Linked DNA regions of Homo sapiens: region 2 is linked to region 1. Evidence: chromatin loops called from intact Hi-C (ENCODE). Cell type or tissue: psoas muscle. All regions are shown on one strand. Links, peaks and the distances in the headings refer to the core of each region. The heading gives the core; the rest is flanking DNA.

What was found. Hi-C counts contacts between places; a loop is a spot of excess contacts. Peaks named below come from ENCODE experiments on the same cell type or tissue, not always from the same donor. Only the 100,000 strongest peaks of a DNase experiment are listed, where the experiment ranks them.
Region 2: a loop joins it to region 1, with 4 times the contacts of the local background. A loop is called at or near these places in 27 of 110 quality-filtered maps.

Annotation. Positions count from the first base shown.
Region 1 is chr17:74,489,385-74,499,704 of GRCh38, forward strand. No RefSeq gene overlaps it. Among named protein-coding and RNA genes, the nearest start is that of CD300A, 28 kb to the left of the region's middle. In psoas muscle, for the core only: a CTCF peak has its summit at 4,141 (motif pointing left); a DNase peak (open chromatin) is centred at 4,157; H3K27ac peaks cover 706 bases.
Region 2 is chr17:74,296,695-74,307,014 of GRCh38, forward strand. DNAI2 (dynein axonemal intermediate chain 2) reads left to right here. Exons shown (of 14, transcript NM_023036.6): 7 at 3,024-3,163; 8 at 4,352-4,474; 9 at 8,525-8,748. Among named protein-coding and RNA genes, the nearest start is that of KIF19, 24 kb to the right of the region's middle. RefSeq lists a silencer at 1-101. In psoas muscle, for the core only: a CTCF peak has its summit at 4,633 (motif pointing right); a DNase peak (open chromatin) is centred at 4,677.

The DNA of each region.
Region 1 (10,320 bases), core at 950-8,949:
CCTCAGCCTGGATTTCATTGTCCATATCATTATCAGCATTTTGATCAAAGCCATTCAACAAGTCTCTAGCAAGTTCCAAACTTACCCATATTTTCCTGTCTTCTTCTGAGCCCTCCAAACTGTTCCAACCCCTGCCTGTTACCCAGTTCCAAAGTCACTTCCACATTTTCAGGTATCTACAGCAGCACCCCACTCTACTGGTACCAATTTACTACATTGGTCCATTGTCACGATGCTGATAAAGACATACCTGAAACTGGGCAATTTACAAAAGAAAGAGGTTTAACAGACTTACAGTTCCACGTGGCTGGGGAGGCCTGACAATCATGGCAGAAGGCAAAGCAGGAGCAAGTCACATCTTGTGTGGATGGCAGCAGGCAAAGAGAGAGCTTGTGCAGAGAAACTCCTATTTTTAAAACCATCAGATCTCATGAGACCCATTCACTATCACAAGAACAGCATGGGAAAGACCCGCCCCCAGGATTCAGTCATCTCCCACTGGGTCCCTCCCACAACACATGGGAATTATGGGAGCCACAAGGTGAGATTTGGGTGGGGACACAGAGCCAAACCATATCACCAAGACTATATAAGACCTCTATGGAGAGAACAATAAAATTCCAATAAAGGTTACAGAAGATGATCTGAATAAATGGAGAGATCTTTTAGGCTCTTACTTCAGGTGACTTAATGACACCAAGATGTCGAGTCTTCCCAAATTAATCAATATATTTGACCGGGTGCGGTGGCTCACACCTGTAATCCCAGCACTTTGGGAGGTCGAGATGGGCGGATCACCTGAGGTAGGGAGTTCAAGACCAGCCTGACCAACATAGAGAAACCCCATCTCTACTAAAAATACAAAATAGCCGGGCTGAATTAGCTTGTTGGGAACTGTAGTAAAGGTGACTGTTGTTATGTTTTAGCAAAGAGACTGGTGGCATTTTGCCCCTGCCCTAGAGATTTGTGGAGCTTTGAACTTGAGAGAGATGATTTAGGGTATCCGGCGGAAGAAACTTCTAAGCAGCAAAGCATTCAAGAGATGATTTGGGCACTGTTAAAGGCATCAGTTTTATAAGGGAAGCAGAGTGTAAAAGTTTAGAAAGGTTGAATTAGCTATTTGTAGACCTTTATTCCATTGAATGCATTTTAAAATAAGCTTATTATGTTCCTCAAAAAAATTCCTTTTTATTAGGAGTGTATTGAATGTATTGATTTTTTTTTTGAGATGGAGTTTCACTCTTTTTACCCAGGCTGGAGTGCAATGGCACGATCTCAGCCCACTACAACCTCCACCTCCTGGGTTCAAGCGATTTTCCTGCCTCAGCCTCCCTAGTAGCTGGGATCACAGGCATGTGCAACCTCTGCCTCCCAAGCTCAATAGATCCTTCCACCTCAGCCTCCTGAGTAGCCATAGATTTGAGGAAATAATGAGGAGCCAGAGGAAACTGTCCCGTCTCAGACTAGAAAAGGGGTGGCCTGAAGCGGAGATGGGGAGGGGAGAGAGCGCGAGCTGGTGGGACCCAGGGCTGGGCCGACCTGGAGTTGCCAAGAGAATCTGCAGGAGACACTGCTGCCCAGTACAGCAACCACAGGTGAGCATGGAGCCCTCGGGACCGGCCAGTCCAAACTGAAATGGGCTTTGAATCTACGACTTACTGCAAACGACAGGATGTCAACTATCTCATTGATAACACAATGAGTACCTATTGGACTGAAGGACTTTGTGTGTGTGTGTGTGTGTGTGTGTGTGTGTGCATATACATTTTTTTTTTGAGACATAGTCCCAGGGAGGAGTGCAGCAGCATGATCATGGCTCACTGCCCCTTCAAACTCCTAGACTTATGTGATCCGTCTGCCTCAGCCTCCCAAGTAGCTGGGACCACAGGCGCATGCCACCAGGCCTGGCTAATTTTTTTGATTTTTTCTAGAGATGGACTCTCACTTTTTTGCCCACACTGGTCAAACTACTGGGCTCAAGACATCCTCCCCTCTCGGCTTCCCAACAGGTTAAGATTACAGGCATGAGCCACTGCACCCAGCCTGATAATATTTTGGGGGTAAATAAATATTGGGGTGAATAAATAAAAATATTATTTCAAATATCAGTTATCCAAATTGATTATGTAATATTTAATCAAATTGATTATTGATTATTCAAATATCAAAGGTGACTTTGATCTTGAATTCAGTTAATTGAGCCTTAGGAGATTACGGACCCCTGTAAATCCAAGCTCCCTGCTCCTTTCTATTCACTGGCATTCTAGACTCATTCACCACACACATTAACTAACAGACAGATGCCAGCGTCGTGCTTTACCTGTTAAACAGTTACGAGTCTGGTTGGTACAGCCAGACTGTCTCTGTCTGCATGAGCCGGGTACAGAAAGGGGCCACTCCAGTGTTTTACAGATGGTTCTAATATGTTATTACTAAACACTTGCCACAACAGCTTGCATAGGCAGCTGAGGTCACTCGGTCACCTCAACATTCTGTGATCAGCCACATGAGCTGTTGGGTTTTACCAGGAAAAGAGTGACTAGTTATGCTTCTCTTTTTTAATTTTAATTTTTTTTTTTTTGAGATGGAGTCTTGCTCTGCCACCCAGGCTAGAGTACAATGACACGATCTCGGCTCACTGCAGCCTCTGCCTCCTGGGTTCAAGCGATTCTCCCATCTCAGCCTCCAGAGTAGCTGAGATTACAGGCACATGCCTCCATGCCCAACTAATTTTTGTATTTTTAGTAGAGACAAGGTTTCACCATGTTGGCCAGGCTGGCCTCAAACTGCTGACCTCAGGTGACCCACCCGCCTCAGCCTCCCAAAGTGCTGGGATTACAGGCATGAACCGCCACTCCCAGCCTCCTCTTATAATTTATTTAAAAGGCCATGGTGCTTTATAGAACAGCTTAACAATTACTGAGAAGAAAGAAAGAAGGAAAGAAAGACAGAGAGGAAGAAAGGAAGGTAATTCACATGCAGAGAGAACATTCCACTTTATTCTTTTTGTTTTTTTCAGGGAATGGGTGAGCTGAGGGGTTTATTCACACAACAGAATGCTTTGCAGCAGTGACAACAGATTGCCTTTTTTTATTTTATTTCATTTTATTTTATTTGAGACAGGGTCTTGCTCTGTCACCCAGGCTGGAGTCCAGTGGTGCAATCTTGGCTCACTACAATCTCTGCTTCCCAGGTTCAAGTGATTCTTCTGCCTCAGCCTCTCCAGTAACTGGGATTACAGGTACATGCCACCATGCCCGGCTAATTTTTTTGTACTTTTAGTAGAGACAGGGTTTCGCCATGTTGGCCAGGCTGGTCTCGAACTTCTGGCCTCAAGTGATCCTCTTGCCTCGATCTCCCAAAGTGCTGGGATTATAGGCATGAGCCACCATGCCTGGCCACCTTCTTTATTTTACAGAAGAGCCACGGGCCAGAGAGGCTACTTGAAATGACAAATGCCACTCCATTGGGTGATAATATCTGAACCTTGAATCTAGGAATTCTGGATCTTAGCATTAAAAACAACAACAATGAAAAAAAAAACCTTGTATTTTGAAACAATTTCAAACTTAAGGAAAAATTGTGGAAAAGGTACAAAGACCTCCCGTATGTCATTTTCCCAGATTTACCCTTTTTTTTTTTTAATTTGCCACTTTTTTGTTACTCTGTTTCTATCTATGCGTTTTTCCCCAGAACCATCTGAGAACAGGTTGCTGACACTGTCTTTGTCTGCATGTGCCGGGTACACAAAGGTGCCACTCCGGTGTTTTCTGAAAGTAGCTGGTGAAGCCTTCCCGTAGTTGTGCCTTGTCTTTGTTTTACAATCCAAGTTCACCTTCAAAATACAGCGCCTCACTTGGCATGTCCAATGCCAACATGATAGATATTCGGAGGATTAAATAATGTTAGGTTAATCATCAATATGTTCACAATTGGTCCAAGGAGGTGAAAGACATTTTCTAATTAGCCCAAGCCTTTTAGAAAGATGACTCAGGGCTGAATTATCCACAGTTTAGAAAATGACCTCACAATTATGTTTCTTTGTTTTTAAAGTTTACTGTTTGGGCAAACACCAGCCCTGGTTTGTAGACCTGACTCTGCCTGGGAACCAAACATAGAGATTTGATAGCCACGTATCTCCACCCTGTGGCCATGCGGGGAATCACACATGCCTGGATTCCCAAGCCTGTTGAATTCGTTGGGGTTGGTCTGTCAACGCCAAAGGAATTCTGTACTTTCTGGGTCAATGCAGCTGAGAAGCGGGAGGGCTTGAAACAGGGGAACAGACAGAAAACTCCTGCATGGCTTTCCAGCCCCTCTGCACGCCCAGTCCTTGGATGTTTTGTGCCGAAAGAAAACTCAACTCCTTGGCCGGGCACGGTGGCTCACGTCTGTTATCCCAGCATTTTGGGAGGCCAAGGCAGGCGGATCACTTGAGGTCAGGAGTTCAAGAGCAGCCTGGCCAACATGGCGAAACCCCGTCTCTACTAAAAATACAAAAATTAGCCGGGTGTGGTGGCGGACACCTGTAATCCCAGCTACTTGGGAGGCTGAGGCAGGAGAATCGCTTGAACCTGGGAGGCGGAGGTTGCAGTGAGCCAAGATCGCGCCATTGCACCCCAGCCTAGGTGACAGAGCAAGACTCTGTCTCAAAAAACAAACAAACAAACAAAACAAGAAAACTCAACTCCTCTCTAACTTTGAGTTTCTTTATTTCATATCCAATTGTCCCTTCCCAATTCCTAGATTTTCCCACCCCGACTGCAGTGTGTCAAAGGCAAGGGCAGCCACCCCACCTGTGGTTGGTGTCATGGGTTTGGGGTCAGATAGAACAGGCCTTAAATCCCACCTCTGCCCTTGTGACCTACATGGTCTGGGGCTGCCATTCAAGGCCATCTGGGTCTCAGTTTCTTCATTTGTTCCAGCAATGGTCCAGTGCCCCTCCAGTGCGTTCACCCTCACCAGGCTCTGAAGCAAGCTCTTATTTATTTATTTCTATTTTGAGAGGGAGTCTCAGTCACTGAGGTTGGAGTGCAGTGGTGCGATCTAGGCTCACTGCAACCTCTGCCTCCCGGGTTCAAATGATTCTCCTGCCTCAGCCTCCCAAGTAGCTGGGATTACAGGCACCTGCCACCACACCTGGCTAATTTTTGTATTTTAGTAAAGATGGGGTTTCGCCATGTTGCCCAGGCTGGTCTCAATCCCCTGACCTCAGGTGATTCACTCACCTGGGCCTCCCAAAGTGCTGGGATTACAGATGTAAGCCACCGCACCTGGCCACTCTTATTTATTTATACAGACAGGGTCTCACCATGTGGTCCCAGTTGGGCTTAACCTCCTGGTCTCAAGCAAATCTCCCTCCTCAGCCTCCTGACTGGCTGGGACCGCAGTGTGACCCACTACACCCAGCTGATGCAAGCCCTTAACAAAAGGCCCTGCCATTCTCTCCCTGGGCATCCTCATGCTGTTTCGTCACCTCTGGGACTCTTTCTAAGCACCCCTGACCTGCATCCTCATTGTCCAAAATTTCTTTGCTGTCGATTCTTTCCTTTGCTCCTGTTCTCGGGTCCTTTGAATTTGACCTTTGGACTCTCCCCTTTGACCTACATTCTGCAAATCTGGCCACATGGTGCATTGGAGCCCGGGACCTACTCCTGAAGCCCAGGCTGAGGGCAAGCTCTGGGTTCCTATGTGTCTGGTAAGGAAAGTGGGAAATGGGAACAGCAGGTTCTACCTTCCAGGAGTGTTGAGAGTTACAGGAAAGAATTGAGTAGAGTCCTTGATCCCAAAGTATTCTCTCTGTATATGAATTACCTCCCTTTCTTCCTCCCTTCCTCTTTCTTTCCTGTCTTCTTTTTTTCTCTCTTCTCCGTAATTGTTAAGCCATTCTTTTTTTTTTTTTTTTTTTTTTTTGAGATGGAGTCTCGCTCTGTCACCCAGGCTAGAGTGCAGTGGCACGGTCTCGGCTCACTGCACTCTGCCTCCCCGGTTCACGCCATTCTCCTGCCTCAGCCTCCCGAGTAGCTGGGACTACAGGCGCCCGCCACCACACCCGGCTAATTTTTGTATTTTTAGTAGAGACGGGGTTTCATCGTGTTAGCCAGGATGGTCTTGATCTCCTGACCTTGTGATCCGCCCACCTCGGCCTCCCAAAGCGCTGGGATTACAGGTGTGAGCCACCGCGCCTGGCTTGTTAAGCCATTCTATAAAGCACAATGACCTTCTTAATAAATTATTAAAGCATAACTAGCCACTCTTTTCCTAGTAAAACCCAACAGCAGATGTGCCTGCTGTTGACCAGGTGACCGAGTGACCTCAGCCGCCTATGCAAGCTGTGGTGGCAAGTGTTCAGTAATAACATAATAGAACAATCTGTAAGGGTGGCAGCCGTACCACCCAGATGCAGTGGCTCATGCCTGTAATCCCAGCACTTTGGGAGGCCAATGTGGGTGGATCACTTGAGGTCAGGAGTTCAAGACCAGCCCAGCCAATATGCGAAACCCTGTCTCTACTGAAAATACAAAAATTAGCTGGGGTGGTGCGTGCCTATAATCCCAGCTACTTGGGAGGCTGAGGCAGGAGAATCGTGTGAACCTGGGAGGCAGAGGTTTTAGTGAGCTGAGATTGCACCATTGCACTCCAGCCTGGGCAACAGAGTGAGACTCTATCTCAGGAAAAAAAAAATATATATATATATATATATGGTGAAGCACGATGCTGGCATCTGTCTGTGAGTTAATGTGTGCAGTGGAAGAATCTGGAATGCCAGGAAACAAAAGGGATGATGGGTTATGAGGAAGGAGCAGGGCGCTTTGACTGACAGGTGTGGGTAATCACCTGACACACAATTAACTGAATTCAAGATCAAAGTCACCTGCAGAATATCAATGGGCTAAGCTGCTCTGCCTTCCACAGAAGCAGAACAGGATCAGAAAACTCCCTCTCTAAGCATTCCGTACCTGGGTTAGCAAGAGTGTCACGAATGTCCAAACTTGCTAGATTATCAATCTCACAGGCCATCAGCTGACCCAAAGGACATGGGGTCAGGAGAAAGTTCTGCATAAGATTCTCTACAAGTGTCAGAGAAAGAGCTCTGGGAAATGGGATTTTGGGGCCATTTTCACTCCCATCACAAACGAAGTAGAAGCAGCTTCATCCCCACTGAGACTGTAGCTGGCCTCTCAGAGCCTCAGGAAAACCTTGGAGTGTGAGGGGAGGAGGGGGAGCTTCATGACGAGAGAGCTGAAACTCCATAATCAACACGGTGTCAACTGGAACTTTCTCCTTAGCCTCTGGATTTCACATTTCCCTTAGGAGAATCTAATGTCTACCTCTTTATTTGGCAGTCTTATATGGAATTTATGTAGAATGTTGCTTTGAATCTTCTCAACTAATTCCCATTCTGATTTTTTTCAACTTAAAAATTTTTATTTTTATTTTTTGAGACAGGTTTTCACTCTCTTGCTCAAGCTTGAGTGTAGTGGTGCAATCATAGCTCACTGCAACCACAACCTCCTAGGCTCAAGCAATTCTCCCACCTCAGCCTCCCAAGTAGCTGGGACTACAGGCACATACCACCATGCCCAGCTAATTTTTTTGCTTTTGCTTTGTGTATGTATGTGTGGTTTTGTTTTGTTTTGTTTTGTTTTGTTTTGTTTTGTTTTGTAGAGACAGGGTCTCACTATGTTGCCCAGGCTGGTCTTGATCTCTTGGGTTTAAGTAACTCCCACCTCAGCCTCCCAAATTGCTGGGATTACAGGTGTGAGTCACTGCACCTGACCCCATTCTGATTTTTTAAAAATTTATGAATAAATAACCTATTTAGACATTTTGAATCAGAGGTACGTGGACCCAACTAATCATGTGGTTACTATCAGGAAGCCAGGACCAGGAATAGTGGTTAGAAGAAGAACCAAGTCATCCATTCATCCATCCATCCATCCATCCAGTAACGAATATGTATGATATTTTTCCTATATGGGGACACAGTCTAGAAGGAGCTTGGAGACCAGTTGGGGAGCCTGATAACATTAAGTGTCAAAATGTTACTACAAAATGTCCTGAGTTACAATGATAGAGAAAGTCAAGGAGTCCTGGGAGCAGGCAGGACAGGCACATCCCACTGTGGTGGAGGGCAAGTAGGCACCTGTGTAGCTTCCTGAAAATGGCTCTTGGATGGTGGATGGAGTCTTACAAGATAAGCAAGCCGGGTGCCTCTAAAGCAAAGTGCATGGCAAGAGGTTTGGATGAGGCAGGGCCTGGGGAGGAAGAGCTGGCCACTCCTTCCTGTTGGAGCAGAAAGGGGAGGCCTCGAGTGGTGGGAAGTGAGGGCGGAGGGAGAGGCCAGCTCACAGAACATCAGCTTCACTGACAGGCTTCAATTTCATTTTGCAAACAATTTAGAAGCCATTAAAAGTTTTTTTTTAGGCCAGGCGTGGTGGCTCACGCCTATAATCCCAGCACTTTGGGAGTCTGAGGCAGGCAGATCACCTGAGGTCCGGAGTTCGAGACCAGCCTGGCCAACGTGGTGAAACCCTGCCTCTACTAAGAATACAAAAATTAGCCAGGCGTGGTGGCGCATGCCTATAATCCCAGCTACTCAGGAGGCTGAGGCAGGAGAATTGTTTGAACCCAGGAGACGGAGGTTGCAGTGAGCCAAGATCACACCACTGCACTCCAGCCTGGGTGACACACTGGACTCGATCTCAAAAAAAAAAAAAAAATTTTTTTTATATTAACTACAGAAAAAAGATCTATTTGTTGTAAAAAAAAAAGTTAGAAAATACAGACAAAAAGAAGAAAATAACAATGTTCATATATCTACATTTTTTCCTTATAAAATATGGGTTCAAATAACATATACTCTTAAAATTTGTATCATGTTCCTTTTATGGATGTAATGTAATTTATTTAACCATATCTTTACTGTTGGGGATTTAGGATGTTTCTAGTTTCTTGCTATTATAACCAATTATGTGACCATTCTTGCACATAATTATTTCTTTAGGATACACTCTTAGAAATGTCTCGGCCCAGGGGTAGTATATTCGATAGGATTTGGGTGCAATTTATTCTCCTATCAGCCTGGTATGGAAATATCCTTCAGCATATCCCATGGCCAACATTGGGAATGGTGCCTTTAAAAAAATGATTTAAACTTCTGCCAATTACAAATAAATAGTTCTCATTGCTTTTAAATAAATACCATTAATTCTGGCCGGGTTCTGTGGCTCACGTCTGTAATCCTGGCACTTTGAGAGGCCAAGGCAGGCAGATCACTTGAGGCCAGGAGTTTGAGACCAGCCTGGACAACATGGTGAAACCCCGTCTCTACTAAAAATACAAAAAGTTAGCCAGGCATGGTGGTGCATGCCTGTAATCCCAGCTACTCGTGAGGCTGAGGCAGGAGAATCGCTTGAGCCCAGGAGGCGGAGGTTGCAGTGAGCCAAGATCATGCCGCTGCACTCCAGCCTGGGTGACAGAGCGAGACTCCATCTCAAAAACAAACAATCAACAATAACAACAAAAAGAATAACATTAATTCAGAAAAGTGTGTATCGTTCCATATCCAGATGATGTCTCTTAACACACACACAAAAAGAAAAGTAAAAATTATTTAATTAGCCAGGCGCGGTGGCAAGCTCCCATAATCCCAGCTACTGGGGAGGCTGAGGCAGGAGAATTGCTTGCACCTGGGAGGCAGAGGTTGCAGTGAGCCGAGATCGCGCCATTGCACTCCAACCTGGGTGACAGAGCAAGACTCCATCTCAGGACAAAAAAAAAAAAAAATTTTAAACCCATGTGCAATGGACAGAAAATTAAAACAGTACAGGAAGTTATAAAATTAACAAAAAAGTCTCCTTCCTCCTACCCTACCCCTAGTACCATTCCACAAAAGTGACTACTGTTAGCCATTTCTTACACAGCTTTCAGAAAACTTATTATTATTTCAAAATTATTTTCAAAAGGGCTAATCCAGGCGCAGTGGTTCACATTTGTAATCCCAGCACTTTGGGAGGCCGAGGCAGGCGGATCACCTGAGGTCAGGAGTTCAAGACCAGCCTGGCCAACTTGGTGAAACCCTGTCTCTACTAAAAATACAAAATTAGCCAAGTGTGGTGACACACACCTGTAATCCCAGCTACTTGGGAGGCTGAGGAAGGAGAATCGCTTGAGCTCAGGAGGCAGAGGTTGCAGCGAGTCAAGATCGCGCCACTGCACTCCAGCATGGGCGACACAGCAAGACTCCATCTCCAAAAAAAGTGGGGGGAGGGGCTCATAATTCTTCATACCTCACTTTTGCATATGTCCTAGAGACCT
Region 2 (10,320 bases), core at 1,560-9,559, 190 kb before region 1:
TCAGGGAACCACCAGACCGGTCAGATAATGACAGTTCTTTGGGCATGAGACTTGAAAGGAGCTCCAGCCTCATTCTGCTCCCTCTTGTGGCGCCAGGCTGCTGTTTTTCATCAGGAGTGCAGAATGTGAATTTTCAAGGCCACCACGGAACTGCAGAGTGTGCGATCTTAACTAGGGCAAGTGAAAATGCCACTGTTCTTACCAAGATTCTGCTGTTTTTCTTGAATAAACATTCTCCCGACTGCCCTAAGCCTCTGGCTAATTTCCAGAGTTCTGAAAAAGTTGATTCTGACCATTTTTGCCAGTTTTCTCACTGCTATTATGGAGGAGAGAATTTTTGGAGGTCCTTACTTCACGGATTTTGCTGATGGCACACCTGGAAAACTGATTTTTGTTTGTTTGTTTCTTTGAGACAGAGTCTCGCTGTGTCACCTAGGCTGGAGTGCAATGTCACGATCTTGGCTCACTGCAAGCTCCGCCTCCCAGGTTCATGCCATTCTCCTGCCTCAGCCTCCCGAGTAGCTGGGACTACAGGTGCCCGCCACCACGCCCAGCTAATGTTTTGTATTTTTTTTTTTTAGTAGAGACGGGGTTTCACTGTGTTAGCCAGGATGGTCTTGATCTCTTGACCTCGTGATCTGCCTGCCTCGGCCTCCCAAAGTGCTGGGATTACAGGCATGAGCCACCGTGCCCAGACTTTTTTTTTTTTTTTTTGAGACAGGGTCTTGCTCTGTCACCCAGGCTGGAGTACAGTGGTGTGATCTCAGCTCACTGCCACCTCCGCCTCCTGGGTTCAAGCGATCCTCCTGCCTCAGCCTCCCCAGAGGCTGGTGCATGCCACCACGCCTGGCTAATTTTTGTATTTTTAATAGAAACAGAGTTTTGTCATGTTGGCCAGGCTGTTCTCAAACTCCTGGCCTCAAGTGATCCACCCACCTTGACCTCCCAAAGTGCTGGGATTACAGGCGTGAGCCACCAAGCCCAGCCCAAACTGCTTTTTTTTTTTTTTAATCTCCAGTGAGATCAGAAGTCACCTGCCTGGGTTGGCTCTGAATGTCCCTACCTGCTCTGTTCCCCTGAACCTGGAGTCGCCAGACACCCAACCCATGACTACACCCAGGCCAGTCTTGACCCTGGGCGTAAAAAGCATTCCCCACTCCTCTCTGCTCTGTATGTTCTTATACTTTTGCTGCTTCTTCGGGAGTGGGAGCCAGGATGGCTGAGAAACTCCTCCTCTGAAGCTGTCTGTAGTCAGCTGCTTCCTAAGGCCCCGATCTCCCTCTCAGACCTGCTGCCTCCTGCCCAGGGGAGCTTTCAGATTATGGAATAGACCCGGGCTCCCATAAACGTCCCTGCCAAACTATCTGGGTGCCAGAGCTCTAAAAGACTGAGGCAGAGCCACTTTGCCATGATTAATTCAAGAGCCTTGACTCAGTCATTATTCATAACCTCTTTCAGTGGTTTTTCATGCCAGCTCATACCAGCCCAGACTCTGGTGCTCCGCTGCTCCAAGAAGGGCCCCTCTAGGGCCATGTGGGACCCAGTGGGACCTACTCTTGAGCACTGCTTTGCCAAAGTAGAACAGGCTTATCTTTTATTTTTATTTATTTTTATTTTTTGTTTTGTTTTTGAGACAGCCTTGCTTTGTTGCCCAGGCTGGAGTGCAATGGCATGATCTCAGCTCACTGCAACATCTGCCTCCCAGGTGCGAGTGATTCTCATGCCTCAGCCTCCTGAGAAGCTGGGATTACAGGTGCCTGCCACCACGCCCAGCTAATTTTTTTGTGTTTTTAGTAAAGATGGGGTTTCATCATGTTGGCCAGGCTGGTCTTGAACTCCTGACCACAAGTGATCCACCTGCCTCAGCCTCCCAAAGTGCTGGGATTACAGGTGTGAGCCACCAGGCCTGGCCTATTTTTATTTTTTGAGACAGGGTCTTGCTCTGTCACCCAGGCTGGGGTGTAGTGGCACGATCATGGCTCACTGCAGCCTCAACCTCCCAGGCTCAAGCAATTCTCCCACCTCAGCCTCCCGAGTAGCAGGCAGCCTCCCGAGTAACAGCCTCCCGAGTAGCATGTGCCACCATGCCCAGCTAGGTTTTAAATTTTTTGTAGAGACGGGGTCTCACTATGTTGCCCAAGCTGCTCTTGGATTCCTGGGCTCAAGCAATCCTTTTGCCTCGGCCTCCTAATGCGCTAGGATTACAAGCATGAGCCACTGTGCTTGGCTGAGCAGGCGTATCTAAGAAAACATATTTCTGGGCCAGCTGAGTTCAGGGAAAATGCCTTGAACTTGGAGAAATACTAAGTCAAAGCTTACGAGCTAAGTACTTTTGTTATTTTACAAAACGGCCTTTCCTAGAAACAGCTCTGAGTGACAGGGTGAGCCCTCATTGTGCATTCATGGGAAAATGGAAACGAAATCTAACAGGACAAAGGACAGATAACCTTTCCATCTTTCTTGGCAAAGCACTAATAACAGATCACAGTAAAGGCTAAAGCTCCTCTGTGAGTTTCTTTCCAACAGAGGCAGCAGAGGTACAAAGGATAAGAGGAAATGGGCTAATGTAGCAGAGAGATTCACCTAAATGGAGTCTTTCCACGTGCTTTTCCCTACGTTAGGGACTCGGCTCTCCTCTCGCCTGGCTCCCTCCATCCTGAGGCTCATCTTCCATCTCAGCTACCTGTCACTTCCTCCAGGAGGCCTTCCCTGACCACCCTCATGTGTTCCCCTGCCACTATGCCTGTCCTATCCCCAGAGGCTTGCCCAGGGCCAAGTGTTGGGTAGGGAGTCAATGCCTGGGAGGGGCTCAAGGAACTGAATGAAGCTTGCACTCTGGGAGTCTCTCCAGAGAGTCTGTAGAGGCTGGTAGGAAACTCAGGCTGATTTGAACCAAGCCCTGATTCTAGAAAACCACATACCTGCCAAACCAGAAGCAGCAGCCCCCTCTCTCCCCTGCTCCCTGCCCTAAGGAAGGAAGCCTGTGCCCCCTTCCACTCCTTCTTCATCTCCTTCCTCACCAGCCTGCTGGGACACCCGAAAGGGCAGCCTGGTGGCGGAGCTATCCACCATTGAGTCCAGCCACCGAGACCCTGTGTATGGCACCATCTGGCTGCAGTCGAAGACGGGCACCGAGTGCTTCTCAGCTTCCACGGATGGGCAGGTACCCACCAGCCAGACACTGGAGAGAGGAGGGAAGGGAGGGGCAGTAACTGTTCCCTGGTTCCCCATCAGAACCCCTGGGGACATTTCCTTTAACACATTTTATTTTGAGATGGAGTTTCACTCTTGTTGCCCAGGCTGGAGTGCAATGGCACGATCTTGGTTCACTGCAACCTCTGCCTCCCGGGTTCAAGCAATTCTCCTGCCTCAGCCTCCCAAGTAGCTGGGATTACAGGCGCCTGCCACTATGCCTGGTTAATTTTTTATTTTTAGTAGAGATGGTGCTTCACTATGTTGGCCAGGCTGGTCTCGAACTCTGACCTCAGGTGATCCACCCGCCTTGGCCTCCCAAAGTGGTGGGATTACAGGCATGAGCCACTGCGCCCAGCCTAACACTTTATTTTTAAGTTGAGTAGTGATAATACATGCCCACGGAACAGAATCTAAAGGGTGCAAAAAAGAAAATGCCTTCCTCTCACCTCTGCCTGCACCTCCTCCCCTCCCTCCCTCTCTTATGTCTGCCTTCAGAGCTAGTCTCTGCGTATGCAAGGAAACACACCTCTCTCTTCTTTACTCTTTCTTTTTGCACACTTCACACACTATTCTGTACTCGATGTTTTCCATTGTGTGTACCTTGGAGATAGTTTCATATTTCATACACCGCTGCCCCATGCCTATTAATAACTGCATCATGTGGGTGTACCATAATTTATATATGGATTCTAATATTTTGTTGCTACCCCCCAAAAAATACAGCAAAGAGCATCTTTATACACAGATTGTTGCACACATGCGGGGATATATCTACAGCAGACATTGCTGGCAGTGGGACTTCTAGGTCGGAGCACACATGCATTTTTAACATTGCCGGATATTGCCTTATTGTGGGGAGTCTTGGCATATACCGATTCTTGGCCTTGCACCTGGAGGTTTTGATTCAGTAGGTCGAGGGCGAGGCCTCAGCATCTGGGTTGTATGAAGCTTGCCGGCGACTCTGATGATCAGCCAGGTGTGGGAACTGTGGACAGAACAGCAATCCTCAAAGTGTATTTGCTCCCACGAATTGCCGGGAGCTCCATCCTTTGTGGCCCAGTGGCTGACCCCAGGACGGTGGGGTGAGGGCGGAGAAGGCAAAAGCCAGGGGAAATACAGGGCCTCGAAGTCTCACTGTCGCCCCTCCTCCCACCAGGTCATGTGGTGGGACATCCGAAAGATGAGCGAGCCCACTGAAGTTGTGATCTTGGACATCACCAAGAAGGAACAGTTGGAAAATGCCTTGGGGGCCATCTCCCTGGAGTTCGAATCTACTTTGGTGAGTGTCCCTTGCTGTCCCTTCCCCGACTTGCATTGACAGGGCAGCCAGGGCTAAAGACAGGCCATTGCTAGGATATCAGGTGCTCGTGGAACCCAGCACCAGCCCAGGGAGGCCACCCTCACTGCAGCCATCCTAGACGTGTGTGGCCTTTACAACAACTTTCCAGCAGGGGGCAGCAGAGCTTCTCGAAGAAGGACACCATAGTCATCATGGCACCAAGTCATCTTTTGGCCAGTGGCCCAGCTGAACACAGAGGGCAATCTTTTGACAGAACAATTCCAGAAAAGCCCTGTTTTGTGGGGAAGGTCACGCCCAGGACCAACATCGGGAGGCCTGGACTCCAACCCAGGTCCTGGCCCTGCCTGGCACGGGGTCCCTAGGCTGGTCACCTGCCTTCCTCTGGGGAAGGAAGAGGTACTGGAGAGGAAAATGAGGTCAAAGCAGGCTCCTTGGAAAACCAGAGCACAAGCATGGTCTCGGTGTTCAGTCACTGAGAATGACAAAGAAATATCAAAGTTCAGGTCGGGCAGGGTGGCTCACGCCTGTAATCCCAGCACTTTGGGAGGCCAAGAATTTAAGACCAGCCTGGGTACATAATGAGACCCCCCCCACCGCCCGCCCAGTCTTTACCAAGAAAGAAAGAAAGAAAGAGAGGGAGAGAGAGGGAAAGAAAAGGAAAGAAGGAAGGAAAGAAGGAAGGAAGGAAGGAAGGAAGGAAGGAAGGAAGGAAGGAAGGAAAGAAGGAAGGAAGGAAGGAAGGAAGGAAGGAAGGAAGGAAGGAAGGAAGGAAGGAAAGAAGGAAGGAAGGAAGGAAGGAAGGAAGGAAGGAAGGAAGGAAGGAAAGAAGGAAGGAAAGAAGGAAGGAAGGAAGGAAGGAAGGAAGGAAGGAAGGAAGGAAAGAAGGAAGGAAGGAAGGAAGGAAGGAAGGAAGGAAGGAAGGAAGGAAGGAAAGAAAAAGAAGAAAAATATCAATGTGAGGCAAGGCGCCGTGGCTCACACCTGTAATCCCAGCACTTTGGGAGGCTGAGGTGGCAGGATCACTTGAGCCCAGCAGTTCAAGACCAGCCTGGACAACATAGCAAGACACTGTCCCTACATAAGAAAAGAAAAAAAGGGCCAGGCACGGTGGCTCACACCTGTAATCCCAGCACTTTGGGAGGCCAAGGCGGGCGGATCACCTGAGGTTGGGAGTTCGAGGCCAGCCTGACCAATATGGAGAAACCCCATCTCTACTAAAAATACAAAATTAGCTGGGCGTGGAGGCGCACGCCTGTAATCCCAGCTACTCGGGAGGCTGAGGCAGGAGAATTGCTTGAACCTGGGAGGCGGGGGTTGCGGTGAGCCAAGATCGCATCATTGCACTCCAGCCTGGACGACAAGAGCGAAACTCCATCTCAAAAAAAAAACAAAGAAAAGAAAAACAGGAAATATCAGTTTGAGCATAGTGCAAATGTGTTAGAGGAGGGAAGCTTCCTAGAAGCAGTAAAGGAAGACTTCCTCGCTAGAGTAAGAAGACAACTTTCCCTTGTTGTTGGCTTTTGGTTTGGGCTGAGTCTTGGTTTACGTCTTAGTGCAGCCCAGGCCTGGTTCCCCCTTGGGGGTGTCACTTGTTTGCTTCGGGGTCATGGGCCATCATTCCTAGGGCTTTGGGAGGCCCTGGCCTCGAACATACCTGGGCAACCCTAGCTCAAGGCTGAGAGATGAATGTTGATGGAAGGAGGAGACAATTCCACTGACCCCCTCCCCAGAGGACAAGGCACTGGGCAGGGAGGTTGGGGTGGCGAGGGCTCAGGAAAACATTCTGTCCCAGAGGCAAGGCTTTCTAGGCCAAGTGCTAGACATGCAGCCACATCACTACTAGGGCCATCTCCTCCATGCCTGGCCCTTGCAGGGTGCACACTGTGTGTTGGACACTTGTGGCTGCCTGATTTAATAAGCTTGTGCAGTCGCCTACAACCATCTCGTGGGGTAATGTTATTATCCGTACTTGCCAGACACACACGATGAGTCTTCATGAGATTAGGTTGTGAGTCCTAGTACCTGGTAAAGCTGGGACTCAAACCCAGGGCTCCAACTCTGAGGCCCAGAGTGTCCACCTGCAGCCCACCATGAAGTCTGAGGCTAGAGGCACGATGGGCCACTCAGATCTGGGTGGCCTTTCTCTCTGGCTCACTGACGGGCGGCGTGCAGTCGGCTTGAATACTTTCTTCTCTGGACCTCTCAAGCTTGGTCTTTCCACTTGCCCTTGACGCCCAACTTGAAGCCCAGGTTTTTGTTTTGTTTTGTTGAGACATCGTTTTGCTCTGTTGCCCATGCTGGAGTGCAGTTGTGTAATCTCAGCTTACTGCAACATCCACCTCCTGGGCTCAAGCCTCAGCCTCTTGAGCAGCTGGGACCACAGGCACATGCCACCAAGCCAGGCTGATTTTTTTTTTTTTTTTGAGACAGAGTCTCACTCTTGCCCAGGCTGGAGTGCAGTGACATGATCTTGGCTCGCTGCAACCTCTGCCTCCCAGGTTCAAGTGATTCTCGTGCCTCAACCACCACACCTGGCCATGTTCTGGGTATTTTCTAGAGATTTTATATTTATCATTTTAGTAATTTTCTGGTAGAAGAAAACTGCATAATAAAACAATATGTTTTTTAAAAAAATAAAAATAAAAAAGCTGGGGGGCCAGGTGCAGTGGCTCAGGTCTGTAATCCCAGCACTTTGGGAAGCCGATGTGTGCAGATCACTTGAGCTTAGGAGTTTGAGACCAGTCTGGACAACATAGGGAGACTCCATCTCTACAAAAATACAAAAATTAGCTGACCCTGGTGGTGTGTGCTTGTGGTCCCTACGTGGGAGGCTGAGGTGGGAGTACTGCTTGAGCCCAGAAGGTCAAGGATGCAGTGAGCTGAGATCGCACTGCTGCACTCCAGCCTGGGCAATGGAGCCAGAACCTGTCTCGAGAAATAAATAAATAAACTAGGAGTTCTTTTTTCTTTTCTTTTCTTTTTTCTTTTTCTTTTTTCTTTTTTTTTTTTTTTTTTTTTTTTTTGAGGTAGGGCCTTGCTCTGTAGGCCAGGCTGGAGTGCAGTGGCATGATCTCGGCTCACTGCAACCTCTGCCTAAAACCTGGGAGTTCTATAGGGGCAGGTTCACCAGCTGCAGAGGACATCTGAGCCCGTTGACAAAGGCCCTCCCCTCAGTGTGCCCCTCCCCTACCTCACTCAGCTGTTCTTTCCATTTGGAATGCTGAGGACACAGCACCATTGTAGGCTCAGGCCCTGCTGGTGGAGGTTGTTCAGTCTAGCCCAGAAGTTAAGACAGAACAGTAAACAAGGAAGGGCATTGCGTGATGGAGGGGGTCATGCTCAGAGACGCGAGGGGAGCACTGGACCAGGAGTCAGGAGACCAGCCTTTGTGCATTCAGTCCGCAGTGAAGTGAATAACTACTAAAGCTCAGTTCGTGGGCGATGGACCCATGTCAGACAAGCTCGTGCCCCTCAAAGAGCTCACCCACCAGTGGTAGGGGGACGAGTTACATCACCGACTGCCAGGTAACTTCCTGAGTGCTGGTTGGTCACCTGCTCTGAGTTCTCAGGGACACCAGCCTGGACAATGCTATGACAAATGTCACTGTCTTGCCAGGGAAGGCTCTGCCCATCCCATGAGTGATCTGGGTGGGCCACCCTGCATCCCCTCCCTGGGTCTTCTTTACTCTCTCTGTAAACAAACATTCAGGATCTTTATGGCCAAATGCATCGAGGACACAGTGGTGCTCTGCAGAGGGGGCTAGTGACCTGACAACCCTCCAGGACTGGAGGAGCCAGGGAGGGCTTCATTCAGCACAGGCTCCTTGAGCAGCTTCCAAAAAGATGGGGTCTGAGGAGCCCGGGAAGAGTGGGGACTGCTCTCCAGGAGGGGCCACAGCCCTTGCCAAGGCTTGATCTGAGGGCCTTTCTAGCGCCTGCAGACCCCCCAAGCAAGCTCCTGTCCATGCCCGCTAATCCCAGAATTGATGGTTCGTGGAGTCTTCCCCTCCTGTGTCACTCCTTCCACAGCCCACCAAGTTCATGGTGGGGACCGAGCAGGGCATCGTCATCTCCTGCAACCGCAAGGCCAAGACGTCAGCTGAAAAGATTGTGTGCACCTTCCCGGGCCATCATGGCCCCATCTACGCCCTCCAGAGAAACCCCTTCTACCCGAAGAACTTCCTGACGGTTGGCGACTGGACAGCCCGCATTTGGTCTGAAGACAGCCGGGAATCGTCCATCATGTGGACCAAGTAAGAGGCGATGCTGGGGACAGGAGGGGATGCAGGAGACAGGAGGGGATGGAGGGAGCCCAGCTGGGCCCCGGAGAGTCCCGAGCCTCCATATGTAAAATGGAGAAAAACCTTTCCACAAACACCCGAGCTCGTGTTAGCAAGTGACTTGCTCCAGCCACTCCACAAAGTGATAAGCTTCAAACACTCAGTTACTAAAAATAATGGCCATGGCTTAATTTTATTTCCTTTTTTTTTTTTTTTTTTTTTTGAGACAGTCTCGCTTAGTTCCCCAGACTGAGTGCAGTGGCGTGATCTCGGCTCACTGCAGCCTCCACCTCCCAGGTTCAAGAGACTCTCCTGCCTCAGCCTCCTGAGTAGCTGGGACTACAAGCACCTGCCACCATGCCCAACTAATTTTTGTATTTTTAGTAGAGATGGGATTTTGCCACGTTGGCCAGGCTGGTCTTGAACTCCTGACCTCAGGTGATCTGCCCACCTCGGCCTCCCAAAGCGTTGGGATTACAGGTGTGAGCCACCGCGTCTGGCTGGCTTAATTTTCATAATCCTCAAACTATCCCCAGGAGGAGGCAGCATTGCTCTTCTCTTCATCTCATTTTTCATGTTAGGGAACTGGGCTACAGAAAGGCCAAGCCACTTGCTCCTGCTCTCCCAGCTAGTGAGGAGCCGAGATTGGGTGTGAACCAAGGAAGCTTGGCTGGGAAATGCGGGTGCCTTGGCACAATTCAGCAGTGAGGCATAGCCTGTCTTGCTCAGTGCCACTCCTCTGAGGAGAGCAACAGACAGGGAGCTTGAGACAGAGCTATGAGCACAATGGTTAGACCAGAGAAGCTTAGACTATCACATCCCCCTCCATTCTTCTTAGGGCCCATTTACCTTGTCTAAAAGTGCCCTTTCTCCTCCTCCCCTTCATCTCCTAAATTAGGTAATAAGCCCGAATTCTAACCACCCCCTTGAGTCATTCACCACCGAGCACTGCCATGTGTATTGTGCATTGCATGTATAAATAATTACTTTTTTCTCTTGCTAAAAAAAACATCCTGGGGTTCCTTTCCTGCCCACAGAACCACAGACTCCTGCAACGTCAAAGCCACCAGCAACCCTAATGAGCATCTTTGGTTCCAGTGCTTCCCAAATCTGGTTGCATCAGAATATCTTGGGAGGAGTTTTTGTTTGTTTGTTAAAATGCTTTTGAGATGGAGTCTTACTCTGTCACCCAGGCTGAAGTGCAATGGCGAGATCTCGGCTCACTGCAACCTCCACCTCCCGAGTTCATGCGATTCTCCTGCCTTATCCTCCTGAGTAGCTGGGATTACAGGCGCACGCCAGCACACCCAGCTAATTTTTGTATTTTTAGTATAGACAGAGTTTCCCCATGTTGGCCAGGCTGGTCTCAAACTCCTGACCTCAGGTGATTCGCCTGCCTCAGCCTCCCGAAGGGCTGGGATTACAGGCATGAGCCACCGTGCCTGGTGGAGGAGTGATTTTTTTAAAATCCAGATTCTCAGCCCCAACCCTGGGGGTACTAACATAGAATCTTGGGCTTAGCCCAGGAATGGGTTTGCTAAGGAG